2 separate regions of the Homo sapiens genome follow, and region 2 is linked to region 1. Evidence: read pairs that join two places in POLR2A ChIA-PET (ENCODE). Cell type or tissue: OCI-LY7. All regions are shown on one strand. Links, peaks and the distances in the headings refer to the core of each region. The heading gives the core; the rest is flanking DNA.

Evidence for each region. ChIA-PET counts read pairs that join two places held together with the same protein. Peaks named below come from ENCODE experiments on the same cell type or tissue, not always from the same donor. Only the 100,000 strongest peaks of a DNase experiment are listed, where the experiment ranks them.
Region 2: POLR2A ChIA-PET joins it to region 1 with 7 read pairs; 3 of 35 experiments call an interaction of 5 or more read pairs at or near these places.

What each region holds. Positions count from the first base shown.
Region 1 is chr15:91,908,167-91,917,119 of GRCh38, forward strand. It overlaps SLCO3A1 (solute carrier organic anion transporter family member 3A1), which reads left to right. Exons shown (of 10, transcript NM_013272.4): 2 at 7,827-8,292. Among named protein-coding and RNA genes, the nearest start is that of SLCO3A1, 59 kb to the left of the region's middle. In OCI-LY7, for the core only: no CTCF peak of the experiment used is centred there; DNase peaks (open chromatin) are centred at 4,365, 7,025 and 7,655; H3K4me3 peaks cover 2,473 bases; H3K27ac peaks cover 5,557 bases.
Region 2 is chr15:91,959,176-91,968,128 of GRCh38, forward strand. All of the region lies in intron 2 of SLCO3A1 (solute carrier organic anion transporter family member 3A1), which reads left to right. LOC124903557 (a long non-coding RNA gene) reads left to right here and starts at 4,753. Exons shown (of 2, transcript XR_007064764.1): 1 at 4,753-7,639; 2 at 8,322-8,469. In OCI-LY7, for the core only: no CTCF peak of the experiment used is centred there; no DNase peak of the experiment used is centred there.

The DNA.
Region 1 (8,953 bases), core at 637-8,636:
TGAAACTCAAAATCTCACACATTTTCCACTGTAATCCCCACCCCCACAACTTGCCCCCTAAAATGATGATGCTTTTGGTGTAGACTGGAGTTTAGAGTCTGTGTCTATGAGATTCTCCATATGATTCTTACTCTGCTTTTTAAAGAAAAATGGTTTTAAAATGGCCCCCATTTATATGTGAACATGATCCAAGCTAAATCATTCCACCAGAAATAAAACCTCATTGACTAAATGTCTCTTTTCCCTAGTCAGCACATGAGGTGGGTGTTCTCTTTGCCACCATAGCCATGACAAGAGGCTGATCCTGTGTCGTCTTCTGTTACTTGGTTCTGCAGATCTAGGATCCTGGAATTCACAAGTGAATGCATTTTGTGTGCCATTTCCCTAGAACTGTAAATGACTCACCCCAAGGAGCTGCTGTCTAGATGAGAAACAAAACCTCACACTATTGCTGCTGCTGCTTCATCATGGGGAAATGACTTCTGGGCTTAGGTGATTAAGTCTCTTTCTACCACTTTACTACAGGAAGACATGTCCTTGGCACATCAGACAGAACACTGAAGTTATCTTGCAAATTACTTTAATGGAATTAAAAAAAAAAAAAAAAAACTTGGCCGGGCACGGTGGCTCACGCCTGTAATCCCAGCACTTTGGGAGGCCGAGGTGGGCGGATCACCAGAGGTTAGGAGTTCAAGACCAGCCTGGCCAACATGGTGAAACCCCATCTCTACTAAAAATACAAAAATTAGCTGGGCGTGGTGGCGGGTGCCTGTAATCCCAGCTACTCAGGAGGCTGAGGCAGGAGAATTGCTTGAATCTGGGAGACAGAGGTTGCAGTGAGCCGAGGTCGCGCCATTGCACTCCAGCCTGCGCAACAGAGCGCGACTCTGTCTCAAACAAAACAAAACAAAACAAACAAACAAAGAAACCCAAAAAGCTTGCATTAAAATTGTGCCTGGAATGACTTTTCTGTTACAGCAACAGGAGTGCTTCATATACTTACCAATGGCCAGTGTTTGTATTGCCAGGCACGGGAATAGTGTGATTTCCCATGCTGAATTTATAGAGATCAGGGGTTTGGCATTCTACATGTGGCCTATGGACCAAATGTGGCCTGCTGCCTGTTTTTGTAAATAAAGTTTTATTGAAACACAGCCATTTCCATTTGTTCATATATTGTCCATGCATGCTGCTTTTGTGTTATGGTGGTAGAGTTGAGTAGCTGCTATGATGACCATATGGCCTAAATATCTACTGACTGGCTTTTTACAGAGAAAGTATGCCAGACCCTGTTCAGGAACCCCTGTTGGGAAAACCACAGGTTTTTGCAGGACCACAGCGAGATTGACATCTCCTGCACTGTTTTTAGCATCTGCTCCCTGACATGGGCCCTGCTGCTGAGTGTGCAGTTTGAGGGTATAGGTTCCCCGAAGCTCCCCAGGAAGAGCCTGCTCAGTTCTGTCACATCTGCCACTACTCAGCAGAAGGACTTTAAAATGCAGGCTCTCCACACTGCACTCCCGGGCTCCTCCCAGCCTCATAGAGCATCCTGCTCTCACCCTTCACAAGCGCTCCAGACTGAGCCAGGTGAGACTCTCGCAGGGACCTTTCGGCTCCACCTTGTTTGTTCCATGCCTCCAATCAGCTGCTGCCTCTGTTGAGCTGGATCTCTAAGGTGGCTCTGCCACAGGGGCCTTTCCTTGCTGTTACACCAGCATTAGCCTGCTGAAGCCTCCTCTCTCCCCAGCACTGTGGAAACAGCTGCCCCGGCCGTCTCTCCTCCCTGATACCTGCACAGCAGTGCCAGGTTAATACTGCAGAAGAGCGGCTCCTGCTCAAGAACCTCCCTTCGCTCCCCATTGACCTCTAAATCAAAGCCTCAGTCTGGCCTTCAAGGTTGTTTTTATCTCAGACGACTACTCACAGTTCTCTGAAGCCACTCCATATTCCTGCCTTTCCCCAGGGGTGGTCTAAACTCTCCCTCTGCCAGCCTCCTTGACGCCACTGATCTTTGCTCTTGGAATGTTGTGGCAGCCTCTCCCCTCCCACAGCTATTAAAATCTAATTGATCTTTGTTGCATCCCAGGTATATATTCCTCCACACACAGCCAAATGAATGTTGTTGCTCCCTCAAACCCTCTGCCACTCTGTTACCCTGTTGCAGGCTGTACCATTGTTAGATTGTTTCTTTCTGCTGTCCCCAGACTGTAAACTCCTACAAGGCAGCATGCTCTCTTAATCATGGTTATGTTTCTTGCATCTATCACAGAGCAGGCACTTGGCTGTGTGGGACTGAATTTGAAGTGAAGTCACAGAGCATGCACACCAGTGATGTGGCTAGCTTTTTAGTGTGCACCTACTGTGGGCCAGCTGCTCTGATGTATGACTTCATTAATGTCCGCAGAAGCAAGTATTGTTCTCTCCACCACACAGGTGTGGAAACAGGCTCAGGAAGATTGACTTGACCAAATGCTGTCAAAGCCAGATGGGAACTCGAGGCTCTCCTGCTCCAGACTTACACTGATAGGACCAGGCTGCTCTGGTGTAAACATCCATGCATGCACAACCTCTCTGCCACCTGATACACATGCACACGCCTCTACCTGCATGCATGTTAGAGTCACCCAGGGAACTCTGAAAATACAGATGCCCAGTCTTGCAGGTGGGAGGACACGCACAGGTGTTTTTCAAAAGCTCAGGTGATGCCAGTTCAGGCCAAGGCCCCGCCACCCAGACCAGAGTGAGAAGATGGACACACCTCTGGGAGAGCCCCTGAGTTGCTGCTGCCTGCCCCTAAGAATAAGTGTTTTTTTGTTAAGTGAATGCCTGATAACCTTGCCCCTGGTTGGCACCTTTTGAAGGTGAGGATGGGCTCATGAATACTTGGCCGTGGCCTCTGAATGTGTCCTGTCCTATGGCAACATAGACTGAAGCTCTCCCTTTTGGGCTAAGTGCTGATAGTTTCAGTTGGCCTTAGTGTGACTTCAGCACTTTCCAGAAGGTGAGGCTCCCAGAAATGCATCCCAACATTTCCCACATGAGGAGACAGTGTCTCTATGAACTGGAAATGAGGAGGCGATAATTTCAATTTGTAGATAACTTAAACTCTTTCATCTTTTGAATGGGGGAAGGCTAGTTGAGAAGAGGAAGCTGAGTAAAGCAGAGGTACTCAAAGTGGGGTCCTCTGATGAGCAGCATCAGTGTCACCAGGTAGCTTGTTAGAAACGCATAGTCTAGACCCCACCCCAGACCTGCAAAATCAAAGACTCTGGGCTTGGGGTTCAGCAGTCTCACACTCTCTGGGGGTAATTTTACTGCCAATGAAGGTTGAGAACCTTGGTTCTAGAATGATGGTGAGTATGTGCCTGGTGCCTGAATGGTCAGTGGTCCTCATCTCCAGCTGGGTATCAGACGCATATCTATATCTATCTATATATATACGTATCTATATCTATATAGATATTTAGATTTTTTTTTTGAGACGGAGTCTTGCTTTGTCACCAAGGCTGGAGTGCAGTGGCGCAGTCTTGGCTCACTGCAACCTCTGCCTCCCGGGTTCAAGCAGTTCTCCTGCCTCAGCCTCCAGAGGAGCTGGGACTACAGGCATGTGCCACCACGTCCAGCTAATTTTTGTATTTTTAGTAGAGATGGGGTTTCACCATGTTGGCCAGGATAGTCTCGATCTCTTGACCTTGTGATCCGCCTGCCTCAGCCTCCCAAAGTGCTGGGATTACAGTCGTGAGCCACTGCGCCCGGCCGGGACATCTATATTTTTAACAATTGCCCCAGGACATTCTGAAATGCAAGCTGATTTTTTTTTTTTGAATAATCATTGTAGAAGCCTGATACATACTGCATACTTTACATAATAACTTCATATACACTTGGTTCAGGATAAGGACGCTTCCTCTTTCCTTTTCCTCTTGCAGTTATGGCTCCTTCTTCTCTAATTATCAAGACCTTCTCCATTAGTCCTGTTACCCATTAAGTAAAGGCAGTCATTCCCTTCCACATGCTCTTCCTCAGGCTGGGTTGTTCACTGCCACATAAAGGCTACAAGTGGGTTTTATGGCCTCATGCATACTTAGTCTGTCTTCTCAAAATTGTGTTTTAAATGAGTGAAAACATTAGCCTCTGATCTAATTGATCCACAAAGCATCATTTCAGAATCTTTGCATGACTTCCCAGACTGGCATTGCAGCCCAGCAGAAGGCCACAGGTCAAGGAGGGAAAGACCGTACTACTTCCTGTCACCCCTGTGCGTTGCTCTGCAAAGAGCAGGTGGGAGCCAGGACAAGAGCTGCAGGCACGGGCGTTATCTGTCTCTAAAAGAACTGATTATTTTTTGTTTTGCCCACAGCTGTCTCTGTCCCAATCACCCTTATCTGTCATCAATGTGCACACCTGCATGATATTTTATGACACAGCACACCTGCTGAAATGGAGCAGTTGTCATGTTTCAGATTTGTTGTCTTGTGTGTATGTCATGAGGCATCATGGCAAAAATGAGATACAGCTTCTGTTCTCTCCCTTCCCCCTACTTTGTTACCCTCCAGCCTCATGGTGGGTCCTAAAGCTGAAGACCTACCAGACTGCTTCAGCCACCTCTCCGGGGGTGACTTTCTAGGGGACCCCACCCAGACATGTTCTTTTCCACTTCTGCATCCAGTCCCCTTTGGACCTCTCAAGACTCACACAAAGGCCTGGGCGAGGCTCCCCAAAGCCCCCTACCTCCCAGGTCTTTAGGCTGCCTTCCTTTTTGTTGCCACATTGCATCACCTATTATAAACCTCTGGTAAATCATTTATTCCATCATGTATGTATGTTTGTTTGTGTTGCGAAGGAAAGTAGTAAATAAATGAATTTGTTTTTACTTGCCCAGACCCTTCAGACAGAACTTCTTTGGCAGTATTTAAAAGCCATTTGAATGATGCCAGGACTAGCTAAACTTCGTTTCTGAACAGCGGCAAACACCTGGTGTTTTAAAAGTAACAGTCTAATCACATAACTAGGGCTGAGTGATCTGCAAGCTGGCCTTGACTTGTCTAGAAAGCACAATAGAAATAGGAGTTGGGATCAGAATGCCAGAGATAGAGGGTGTCACAGATGTCATAACCCTGCTCTGCAGAGCTTGCCGAAGGCCAGGGCTGAAAGAGAGACCCCCAATAATGGGTGTCATGGCCTTAGCCCCGCGCTGCTCACTGCCATTAGAATCACCTGGGAGCTTTGAAAGCGTCCTAGGGCCCCCAGGCCACTCCCCAGACCAGTTCAGTCAGAACCTCCCAGGTGGGACCAGGCCTCTCAAATTTTTAGTGCTCCCCGAGTGCCTCCAATCTGCAGGTAGGATTGAGAACCACTAGGCTCAAGGAGTTTGTTTAAATATGTGGGTTTGAAAATGAGGCTAAGAGGAATCACCTGGCTATAGCATTTTTTTGGTTTGTTTTTTTAGTAACGGGAAATTGAATAGAAGCATGCTAATTAGCACAGGCGTATGTTTATATGTGCATAGATACACGTATCTGGACACTGCAGAGGTTGTAGATGCATGGACGTTTACAACAGTGTCCATATTTGTAGATTTGGAGGAAGGTTAGATCCATATGACTCTCCTTTTTGACCTTTCCTTAGTAGACACACCCGGTTGGTCAGCAGATCCAGCTCATTCTCCCTGAAATAGAACTCTGCCCTAAAATGCTTCTTACATCTTTTCCTGTTCATTTCCATTGCCAGTGTGTTGACGTGGCCTTTTCTTCTCCCCTCTCTCAATATGGCCCAGCTGTCTTCACTGCTGGCCTTCTTCCACCCTCCATTCACCACACCTGGTGTGACCCCTACACTATTAAACCTTTGCTGTTCTCCGGTGTTCACAGATAAATGATAATGATAATGGTTATAGCTGACCCTTCCCTAGCATTTACATGTATGTGTTGTTGACTCTTGACACCAGCTCTATGAGGTAGCACTCTTATCCCCCTTTTACAGATGGGGAAACTAACGCGCAAAGTAACTTGGTCAAGGTCAGCCAGAGTCAGGATGGACCCAGGTGGTCTGGCCCTAGAGCCTCTGTTTTGCTGCCTCTCTCCATGCACTCCTGCCATGTAGGAAGGGAGAGGCTGCTCTGTGCTAACAGACTTTTCATCCATTATTTTTAATCTTCACATCCCTCCTGCTGATTAGATATTATGATTCCTGTTTTGTAGAATCCAGGCTGGGAGAGTTTGAGTAACATGACTGAGGACACAGAGCTAAGGAAATAATAACAGGGGTTCAAACCAGGTTTTCTTCCCTCCATGATCTGTATTGTGTCTACCTAATTGCTCGGGATTGTCTAAATTCACCCCTGTGGCATTTGTGGCTCCTTACAATTTGTCCTCACCCCACCTTTCCAACTATTTTCTTCCTTTTTTTTTTTTTTTTTTTGGAAGCAAGGTCTCGCTCTGTTGCCCAAACTGGAGTGCAGTGGTGTGATCTCAGCTCACTGCAACCGCCGCCTCCAGGGTTCAAGCAATTCTCCTGCCTCAGCCTTCCCTGAGTAGCTGGGATTATAGGTATGCACCACCACGCCTCGCTAAATTGTGTATTTTTAGTAGAGAAGGGGTTTTGCCATGTTGGCCAGGCTGGTCTCGAACTCCTGGCCTCAAGTGACCTGCCCACCTCGGCCTCCCAAAGTGTTGGGATTACAGGTGTGAGCCACTGCTCCCGGCCCCAGCTATTTTCTCTTCCATGATGAAATCATGCCACCTATCTTTGGCTCATGCTGTTCCTTTTGCCTGAAATGTTCTTCCCTACTCAGCGAGGACATCATTCAGCTGTCAGATCTCCCATGACAAGGACTCTTGTCTTGCTCACAGCACCCTGCGTGGAATTTGCACACAGCAGCAGAGGGTAGCCATCTCATTTTCTTACCACTTTAAGAAGCCCTGTAAGAATGCATCTCCTCATGGCCCCCTTGGTGTGAGGTCTGCATCACACATCTCACCTCCAGTCCCTTTGTGTTATTCTTAGGTACATGTTTACCTTCTTGCTAGATGGCTTCTTCAGGCCAGATGTCCTCTCTCCATCACTTTTCTCTTGTGTCTAGGGCATTGCCTGGCAAGCAGCAGATGTTCGGTATATGTTTAACAAACATAGGGCAGACAAGAATACAAAAAAACGGGGGAAATCATAATATTCAGTTGGAGGGTACTTGGCAGGGTCATAGTGCTTAGAACAGTCAGGGGTGTATTTACCTGATGGCCTCTGGGGAAATGTACACTGGAAATTTCCAGACGGAAGCAAAGAGCAAATGATTACCCCGCTGGGCTGATTTAGCTTGTGCATTTTGCCACTTGGGTTTTGTTAAGTTTGTTTTTATTTTGAGGTGGGGGATAGGCTTTGCTAACCTCCTGCGGAAAATCTCCTGGCTCCTCTGTCTTCCTGGCATGGACTTTATCCCTAGTATATATTTGGGAGTGTGTGCAAACCGCGCACTTCAGGACTTTTATAGGTTTTCATGGGCTGTCTGTGGTGGAGGTCTGTGGGGGTGGGGAATGCAGTGTTTCCGGAAGAGGGTAGAAGCTTTCAGGATGGAAACAGGTGCCAGAAAAAACATTGTTGCTACTGGGAAAGTGAATTCGTTAACTGAATTAGGGTTATGATACTAAATAAACGTCTTTCTGATTCGTCAGGTTAAAAGGCATTTACACAGCTGCCTTTTTGCACCTGGCACCGGAGGCCAGGTGGGAGGGTCCCGGGGGGGATGGGCAGAGCGCACTGTCAGGCGGGAAGGAGAGGCTTCCTGGGCATCTTCTTGGATTGGCTCTGACCTTTCTTCTTGCCCCCCTCAGGTGAGCGTCCTGACCACCCTGGAGCGTAGGTTCAACCTGCAGAGCGCTGACGTGGGTGTGATCGCTAGCAGCTTCGAGATCGGGAACCTGGCGCTCATCCTCTTCGTGAGCTACTTCGGGGCACGCGGGCACCGGCCGCGCCTGATCGGCTGCGGCGGCATCGTCATGGCGCTGGGCGCGCTGCTGTCGGCGCTGCCCGAGTTCCTGACCCACCAGTACAAGTACGAGGCGGGCGAGATCCGCTGGGGCGCCGAGGGCCGCGACGTCTGCGCAGCCAACGGCTCGGGCGGCGACGAGGGGCCCGACCCCGACCTCATCTGCCGCAACCGGACGGCTACCAACATGATGTACTTGCTGCTCATTGGGGCCCAGGTGCTCCTGGGCATCGGTGCTACCCCTGTGCAGCCCCTGGGCGTCTCCTACATCGACGACCACGTGCGGAGGAAGGACTCCTCGCTCTATATAGGTAGGAGCTGCCCCAGCCGTATTAGCAAGAGACCAGGGTGTGTTGACCATGGATAAAAGGTGGCCTGGTGGACTTTGATTTTGCCAGAGTACTGGTTCTCAGACTTGGCTGCACACCTAGTGTTCTTGAAAAATACTCATGCCTGGGGGTGCAACCTGGGCATTGAGACGTTTTTAAAAGTTCCCAGGTGATTCTTGTGAGCGGCCGAATTTGAGCTCCACGGGGCTAGACCACTAACACCGCTTCAGTGGGAAAACATGATCGGGAGGAGTTGTATGTTTATCTCTTCTTTTTGAGTGCGTATGTGGACTTTGGGCTTTCTGATATTAGCCACCAAGGTATACTTGGGGTCTACACATTGGAAACTCCAGCTTTGAAGAATCAGAATGATGTCCTGGTCATTGTCCTGTTGCAGCTCAAAAGGAGAGGTGATGGCTTTGCCAGCATTTGGCATCATTCGAAGTTGGTGACTTCCGGTAATTTTTTCAATAATGGAAGTATGCATGGGAATTGGGTATGTAGAGAGAAATAAGGTATTTGTGTTTTGAAAAGTTATTTTTCACGGTCAGAGTTTCTGATGTTTTATACTGGAAGGATGGAAACCACTTGTGCGTGGGGGTTAAGAATCATCTGAGTGGCAAGTTGTTTATTACGTGGCGGG
Region 2 (8,953 bases), core at 294-8,293, 51 kb after region 1:
ACCAAATACCATACGTTCTCACTTATGAGTGGGAGGGAGCTAAGCTATGAGGACACAAAGGCATATAGAGAGATATAATGGACTCTGGGGACTTGGGGGTTGGGGAGGTTGGAAGGCGGGTGAGGGATAAAAGACAACATATTGGTACAGTGAACACTGCTCGGGTGATGGGTGCACCAAAATCTCAGAACTGACCACTAAAGAACTCGTTCATGTAATGAAAAACCACTGGTACTCCAAAAACGATTGAAATTTTAAAAAAGAAAATTATAGGCTGGGCACGGTGGCTCACACCTGTAATCCCAGCACTTTGGGAAGCTGAGGCGGGCAGATCGCCTGAGGTCGGGAATTTGAGACAAGCCTGGCCAGCATGGTGAAACCCCATCTCTCCTAAAAATACAAAAAAATTCGCTGGGTGTGGTGGTGGGCACCTGTAATCCCAGGAAGCTGAGGCAGGAGAATCGCTTGAACCTGGGAGGAGGAGGTTGCAGTGAGCTGAGATCACGCCACTGCACTCCAGCCTGGGCAACAGAGTGAGACTCCATCTCAAAAAAAAAAAAAAAAAAAAGAAAAGTATAAAAAATATACACAGTTCAGTTGTTTAGTGTATTCATAGAGTTGTGCAACCATTAGCACAATTCAATTTTAAAACATTTTCATCACCCCTAAAATGGAACCTCTTACTCACTAGCAATCACTTTCATTATGCCCTCCCTAGCAGGTGCTGCCAAACACTAATTTACTTTCTGTGTCTATTTGATTTGCCCATTCTTAACATTTCACGTAAACAGAATCATACAATATGTGGCCTTTTTTTGTTTGTTTTGAGATGGAGTCTCACTCTGTCATCCAGGCTGGAATGCAGTGGCACAATCTCGGCTCACTGCAACCTCCGCCTCCTGGGTTCAAAAGATTCTCCTGCCTTAGCCTCCCGAGTAGCTGGGACTATAGGCGCGTGCCACCATGCTCGGCTAACTTTTTGTATTGTTAGTAGAGACGGAGTTTCACGATGTTAGCCAGGATGCTCTCGATCTCCTGACCTCGTGATCTGCCCACCTCGGCCTCCCAGAGTGCTGAGATTACAGGCGTGAGCCACCACGCCCGGCCTTATGTGGCCTTTTATGACTGCCTTCTTTCACCACCATGATGTTTGTAAGGTCCATCCATGTTGTAATGGGTATGGAGACACCACATTTTGTTCATTCAACCATTGATGGACATTTGGGTTGTTACCACTTTTTCACTGTGAAGAATAATTCTGCTCTGAAGGTTTGTATACACATTTGGTGTGGACGAGGCAACCTCTTATTGGATACATCCAAGCCAGTTCCGGGATGCCTTCTCTCTGTGGTGTCCCAGATCGTCCTGTAGCTCCTAAACTCGTTCCTTTCAAATTAAGAACATATTTTGAGAGAGCTATTTTACTTATCTCAGCAGACATTCTTTTGATACAGGAGTAATTTATTCTTTTCTCACTATTTCATATGACTAGCTGGTTATTCACTTGATTTTGCCACCTGCAGTACCCCTTCTTTGCTCATCCTACAGGTTGTCTCTTATCCAAAATGCTTGGGATGAGAAGTGTTTCAGATTTTGGATTTTTTCAGAATTTTGAATATTTGCATTATATATAGTCACTTACAAGTTGAGCACCCCAAATCCAAAAATCCAAAATCTGAAATGTTCCAATGAGCATTTCCTTTGAGTGTCATGTCAGCACTCAAAAGGATTTGTATTTTGGAGCATTTTGGATATCAGATTTTTGGATTAGAAATGCTCCACCTGTAGCCTGATGTTCCGGATGCCTCTGTCAGACCATAGTCTGCTCAACCATGAGGCTTTATTTTACTCCGCTCTCAGGACGTTACTCTCTCCCTTGAGTGGCCCTTTTCTGAATGAAATTTGCCATTCTGCTCCGAGAGGACCCTTGACTTTAAGCATACTTGTCTGAAACGTGATTTTTGAATACTTAGTTTATCTCATTCTAGTCAATTTATCTCCTAATTGCATTATCTATTATCCCAGTAGAATTATGAAGCATTTGTAGAAGATTCATTAATTTTTGGCTGCCTGCTGGCAAGGATTTGATAACAAAGGCATAGTCAGGACTGCCTTGGCAAGTACTTGTGTTTGAACTTTTGAGGCTTTCTCTTCCCATTTTCCCAAAGGAAGGCTTGATTTTCCTGATTTTGCCTGAAGGGCATAGGCAATAGTGGCGTGTTGTCTTGAAGGAGAGGGAAGAATGGTGGGGCAGAAGAACAGCTCTCTGGTTCTACTCTGAGGAAAGGAAAACAGGGCATATGTCAGGCAATGAGGTTGATTAAAAACATCTCAGTCCAAGGTGTGTGGGATTCCAGAGATGAGTCATATCTCACACTCATAGGCACTTTTCAGTGTATTTTCCCCTACAGTGTATTGCAAATCCTACCTCAGGGCCTTTGCACTTGCTCTCTGGCTTCATTCAGGCCCCTGCTTGTGGGTCTTCCCATCAGAGAGGCCTTCCCTGAATACCCTTCCCCTACTCATCTGCCACCTTTACTCTTAGTCGCCTTACTTGGCTTTGTTTTTCTTCACATATTGCCATCTAGCATAAAATACATTTATTTACTTATTGTCATTCCTCACCAGAATGCCAGCTCTATGAGAGCGACCCATTCACTGTTACATGTTTAAAGCTTGAGATGGTTCTCAGAACATGGAAGGGACCCAGCACATGTGTACTGAATGAATGAATGCATTTGATTTTATGAAAACCCTGGGACAGAGGTATTATAATTCCCATCATGTGGGAGGAAACCTGGACTCAGAAGACTGGGGAGAATTATTCAAGGTCACAAAGTAGTCGCTGCTGAGTCAGAAGTTGAGCTCAGCTCTTCTGGTCCTGATGCAGCCATCTCAGGCTCGCAGGGCCCAAGAACAAACTCTGGCGGTCATACAGACAGGCTCAGAAGATGCCGCAGACTGCAGCGGGAGGTAGCATATGAGGCAGTGACTAGAGTGGACATTTTAAGAATTACAGAGCGGCCGTGCACAGTGGCTCACACCTGTAATCCCAGCACTTTGGGAGGCCGAGGCAGATGGATCACCTGAGGTCGGGAGTTCGAGACCAACCTGACCAACATGGAGAAACCCTGTCTTTACTAAAAATACAAAATTAGCCAGGCATGGTGGCACATGCCTGTGATCCCAGCTACTCTGGAGGCTGAGGCAGGAAAATCACTTGAACCCAGGAGACAGAGGTTGCGGTGAACTGAGATCGCGCCATTGCACTCCAGCCTGGGCAACAAGAGCGAAACTCCGTCTCAAAAAAAAAAAAAAAAAAAAAAGAGCAAGGATTTCCTGTGGCCTGAGAAAGAAAACAGGAAACAACTGAAAGCTGGCCAAACAGCAATGGGAGAGACTTGGTGCTGAGGAGGGAAGTGGAGCCGGGGAAGGAGGAGAGAATGAGAGGTGGAAATGGCTGTGGAAGGTCCTAAGCCCAACGGAGAGCCCAGCAGTGATGTTTAGGAGCCTCTTGGTGATCTCAGGCTGTCCAGTGCACCCCATCCCCAGCAGCACACCAGATGCTTTGTTCCTGGACCAAACTGAGGGTCCTCGGGCTGCTTACTTTCACAACCCAATAACGAGATGCAGATGAGCTGGGAAAGGAGAGAGTTTATTTCTGGAGCCGGGTACAGGGAGAAGGCCTGGAAAACATCGCCAGACCAACTCAAAATTACAAAGTTTTCCAGAGCTTATATACTTTCTAAGCTGTATGTCTGTGTGTAAGTGTGCATTCATCTGAAGACATAAGTGATTAACTTCTTCCAATCTGTAACTAAGATCTGATTCCTGAAGACCTTCCTCTGGAGCCTCAGTAAATTTACTTAATCTAAATGGGTCCGGGTGCTGGGGGTGATTACCCTTGTCTCCTGCTAAATCATGGAGGTTTGGGGAGTTCCTTCAGACCCCCAATACACCTGTTTAATCCTAAATAGGTCCTGTTAAGAATTCCTTTGTTATCTTGTCGTGCTTCGAGGCCCGGGAAAGTCCTAGGCAAGATGCTTGGTGGGCTTTTGTTGCATTCCAGCCTTTGTATATGGGCACTGGCTCTTTCAGCTTTCAGCTTTTAATATTTAACTTCACCAGTCAGTCAGTGCTGAGACAGTTATTATGGAGGCTACCCTGTTCAGCTGTTAGGGAGACCAGGCCTGCCACAGTTTCTCTCTCGTGAGGGTTTAACTCGGGGAGGGTGGGGGGGGGGGGCGGCAGCAGCCTGGGGCTGATTAACTCCTGAATGTTGTGCTAATGAGAAAGTGGTGTGGGTAGTGAGAACCAATGCCCCAAATAACATTTCATCTGATTGGATCACACCGTGGGATTTTATTGCAGTAGATATTAATTGTATTCTGTCCAGAACTGGTTCCTTCTGGTGGGTTCTTGGTTTTGCTGACTTCAAGAATGAAGCCGTGGACCTTCGCGGTGAGTGTTACAGTTCTTAAAGATGATGCGTCTGGAGTTGTTCCTTCCGAGGTTCAGATGTGTCAGGAGTTTCTTCCTTTTGGTGGGTTCGTGGTCTCGCTGACTTCAGGAGTCATGCCACAGACCTTCGCAGTGAGTATTACAGATCATAAAGGTAGTGCAGAACCAGACTGAGCAGCAGCAAGATTTATTGTGAAGAGCGAAAGAACAAAGCTTCCACGGCGTGGAAGGGGACCCAAGCAGGTTGCCGCTGCTATTTCGGGTGGCCAGCTTTTATTCCCTTATTTGGCCCCGCCCACATCCTGCTGATTGGTCCATTTTACAGAGTGCTGATTGGTCCATTTTACAAAGTGCTGATTGGTGTGTTCACCATCTTTTAACTAGACCCAGAGCACTGATTGGTGCATTTACAGTCCTTTAGCTAGACACAAAAGTTCTCCAAGTCCCCACCTGACCCAGAAGCTCAGCTGGCTTCACCTCTCAGTATGGGTGGGGAACCTACTTGTTTTCAGTTTATGAAAGTAGGTTTTCAGGAAAAGCAAACCTGTGGTAGAAACTTGTTGGAAATGTAATGGAACCTGGAATGTTCCATTAATCACAAGACTTCTGTGTGATTGCTCAGAGCTCTAAAAGTAGATACAACGGCCTTGTCATCTGTAATTTTTTTTTGTTTTTGGTCATTTTTAGGTGAAATATTTGATAGTGCTTTATACTTTCTACCCTTTTTAGGGCATGGTAAATGTATTTGTTCGACTGACAGCTACTGCAAGAAGCAAACCCTCACATGCATCATTGCTTTTTTTTTTTATGCTCAGGTGACTCCAGAACAGGTTTTACTAATATGTGGGCAGCTCTGTGTAGTAGCTCTTGCCATGTTAGTGTTGCTATATTTAGTTCCTCCTATTCAAGGTTGCTATGCTTGTCGGCATCAAGCAGGAGGAGAAAAGACCCTGGTGGAAGGGGCATGGGAAGTCTTGTGGACCAGGCCGGAAGTGGCACCTCATTGGCCACAGCTCCGTCCCATCTCTGGTAGAGAAAGAGAGTTGAGCAGTGTGTTGGGAAGAAGCAGAAGCAAGCTGGGTACTAACATCCTTTAAAATTAGATAGTTTTTTTTTTTTTAATGTACTTCGAGTATGTTCTAGAAAGCTATTTCCTTGGATACCTCCCTTTTGCGATGAAGAAGTGGCAGCTCACAGAATTGAGTGACTTGCTCAGGGTCACAGAGCGTCAGGTGACAGTGTGTGGTCTGGAATCCAGGCCTTATCCATTACCTTGTCCCGTACTTTGTCTTTCCACGAGTTTTTGAGTGTGGCCAGCAGTCCTACCTCTAGACTTTTCTGCGTGTGCCATGCCAGCTTTTGGGAGGATTACAGTCATCACCACCATCTGAAGAGGTACTGGGGACCTCAGCTCCCCCATGACAGCAAACATACCCAGGGAGAGGGGGCTGTGGGGATACTCAGTGGATGATTAGGGTTTTTAGAATCTGTTGGGAAGGGGAAGAGGTATACATTAAAATTGAGTGCCCTAGAGAACAGGAGAATTGGAGAGAAGACACATGATTAAAGAGAAACGCATATGCAGACCCCTCTCCCACCACCAGCATCCCAGTGCTTGGGAAACCCAAAGCCAAGCCCTGGCTCCTCAGGGATCCCCAAAGGAAACATTTATCCCCCTGGATGTTTGGATGTCCCGTAATGATTTAGAGGCCTGAGATCCTGCTCAAATCCCTGGATTCTATGTGGTATTGAAGAAGGACTTTTAAAACTAGACCTGACAGGTCCAAATAAATATCCTCCATTGTGAGGAACAATCTCATTTGGGCCTCTGAGGCTCTCTAAAAATATCCTTCATTGACTGTTCACTTTAGAATCCAGGATTGAGACTCCCACCCCACCCCCTAACTTCCCTTCCCTTTTGTTTTTCTATGTTGCCTGCTCATCCTTCCTCCTCTCACCAGCCTGGCCTTGCCTAGGGAGTGGGAGTTGGCAGGGCTTGCCTACCAGGAGGGTTTTGTTGAGAGGCACCAAGTCCAAAGGAATCTTTTGTCTACAGGTGCACTTGAATTGTGGGCAGCCAGCAGGGTGTGTGTGTGTGTGTGTGTGTGTGTGTGTGTGGAGGGAAATTCGTAGGAGTGAGTGTGGGTGTGCACACCTGCTCTAAATTGCTTCTACTGCCAGAATGTACTCCTGGAGGGATCAGGAAGGAGTAAGCCCTTAGTCGATTGAGCCAGTCCAGCCCTGAGGACATTGATTCCAGCTCCTTGCTTTCATTGAAGGGAGGAGAGAAACTCAAATAGGAGCCCTCAAGGAGATTGTGTGAAGCTTTCTGAATTCGGTGTCATTTTCATGCAATTTTGTTAAGAACTGGTGTATTTCATCCCCTCCTGGTTCATTCCGTGAGTCATCCAGAAGGCATCAGAGCCTCGTCATTTTGGCAGCCGCAGGGCATTTGTGCCCAGCGAATTATGGGCAGCTCTGATCTGAAGTAACAAGGTTGAGTCGAGATAGGTTGAGAAATGACCCAGACAGAAACAGGGGCCTCGGCTGGCAGCCCCAGCCACACCATAACTGCACCCGTAGCTCAGATGAGGTCAGGACATTTTTGCTTTGTGACAGATTTGGGACGCAGAGAAAAGAGTTCAGGCTTTGTACTGACCGAGGCCAGCACTGACACCAGTGCAGACAAAGAGGTTTGTAGCCAGGGGAGTGGAGGGACGGACAGCTCAGATTTTAGCTGACGATGATTCTCATGGCCTGTGTACAAGTTCCCACTAATGTATCATCAGTACCAGCATCTCTGAGGAAGATGTTTTTCCCACTGTGCACAATGCAACATCACTGTCCCCAGGGTACATGGGACAGAAAAATCCCTGTTAGAACTGGGCACAAAACTGCGCTTCTGAACATTTCAGGATATGATCCTTTCAGGATACTGTGTCTAGCACCCAAATTTTGAGGACTCAAGTTTTCATTAAAGCAACAGGCAGTGATGATGATGTGCTTTCCAAATGCAAATTGTAGGAACATTTAATTAAATGGGACCCTTAGGAGCAGTAACCATTCTCAGATCCCAGTTAACCTGGTGTATTAGAATGTCTCAGCAGTGGAAGGAATTCATGCCTGGGCTTTGGTGATGCTTCTCAAACAGAGCATCTGGCACTGTTCGTGGAAAAAGGTGATTTCAACTTGAAGCAGAAAGATAAGGTGGCGCTTTGTAGAATGTAAAAAAGTCTAACCCTAGCTTCTGCAGAGAGCTGGGCTGCTGCACCAATTATGTTGTGTGGCATTTTACTTCCAAAGGGCAGCTTTGGTCATGGAGGAGAAGACAAAAGCGTGGTGCAGTTTTTTGGGGATTTTTTTTTTTGACAGCAAGAGAGATGAGATACAATTTGTATTTTTGAACTCTGCTTTCAGATAACTTTATAAAGGGCTTTAAAACTGTCTTTGTAAATGATCCAGAAGAGTTAGGCTCTAAAGAAGTTTTGAAATACCTCATTCTATTTGTGCTGCTTTTTATCCTTTCTAAAAAAACAAAAAGATTATTAGATGGTAGGAAACTATGTCTAAATAAACCCAGTGAGTTGTTACATTTTTATTCATTTAAAATATTAAAATGACAATAAGAGAGGTTTTTAGTTATCAGAGCATGTTGCAGAGGTATAAGAGGAAGCAGAGAGTACTGTTTTCTAGATTAACTGCTCTACACAGAAATGAACAGCAGTATAGATTAACCCATAAGAGTCCAAATAACTCCCCCTGCTTGAAGCTTTATATGGTGATCTGTGGTAGAATGTCCCTCCTCTGGTTATGCTTTTCTTTGGCTAATAGTATCATTTGTCTCCCCACCTCTCCTGTAGGACTGAGGTGCCGTTGTGGGGACATAACGCAGAAGCGTTGCCACAGGATAAAGACAGCACTCGACATATAATAAAAATCAATATGGATAAGACACCTATTACACAGATAATCCCATATGAAATAAATTAAACCCGTTTTACAGATGGATTAATTGTTTTGTCCTTGTTCTGTTGACTTCCAGACCTTGTTATCTCTCCTGTTTTCCTGGATCATATTGTCTCTCAAATATCAATAGCACAGTTTTTGGCTGTGTTGTTTTCAAACAGCCTACTTTTGGGGAACCACGAGGACGTAGTGGCAGGACTAAAGGTCAAGGTCACTTCAGTGTTCTCCCAAATCCCGCTGGCATAGGCTCTTTCCTTGTCTGCTTTGTCTGCAGGATTCAGCACCAAGAGCTCTCAAGAGCAAATCCACAGGCAGCTAAATCAAGAAGGTGGCTCTCTTCCCTCCTCTTTGCTCCCCTCTTCCTGCAGAGATGCAAGATGGCTTTGAAATGTCCCTATCTTCCTTCCCTTCTGATTGCCTTACTTGTTCAGATGCTTCCATCCTGAACATTTTCTAGAGTCCCCTGCCTAGTCGCCCTGGAAAGTACCCAGGGAAGCCACTTACGGCCTATCCATCAAAGCACAGT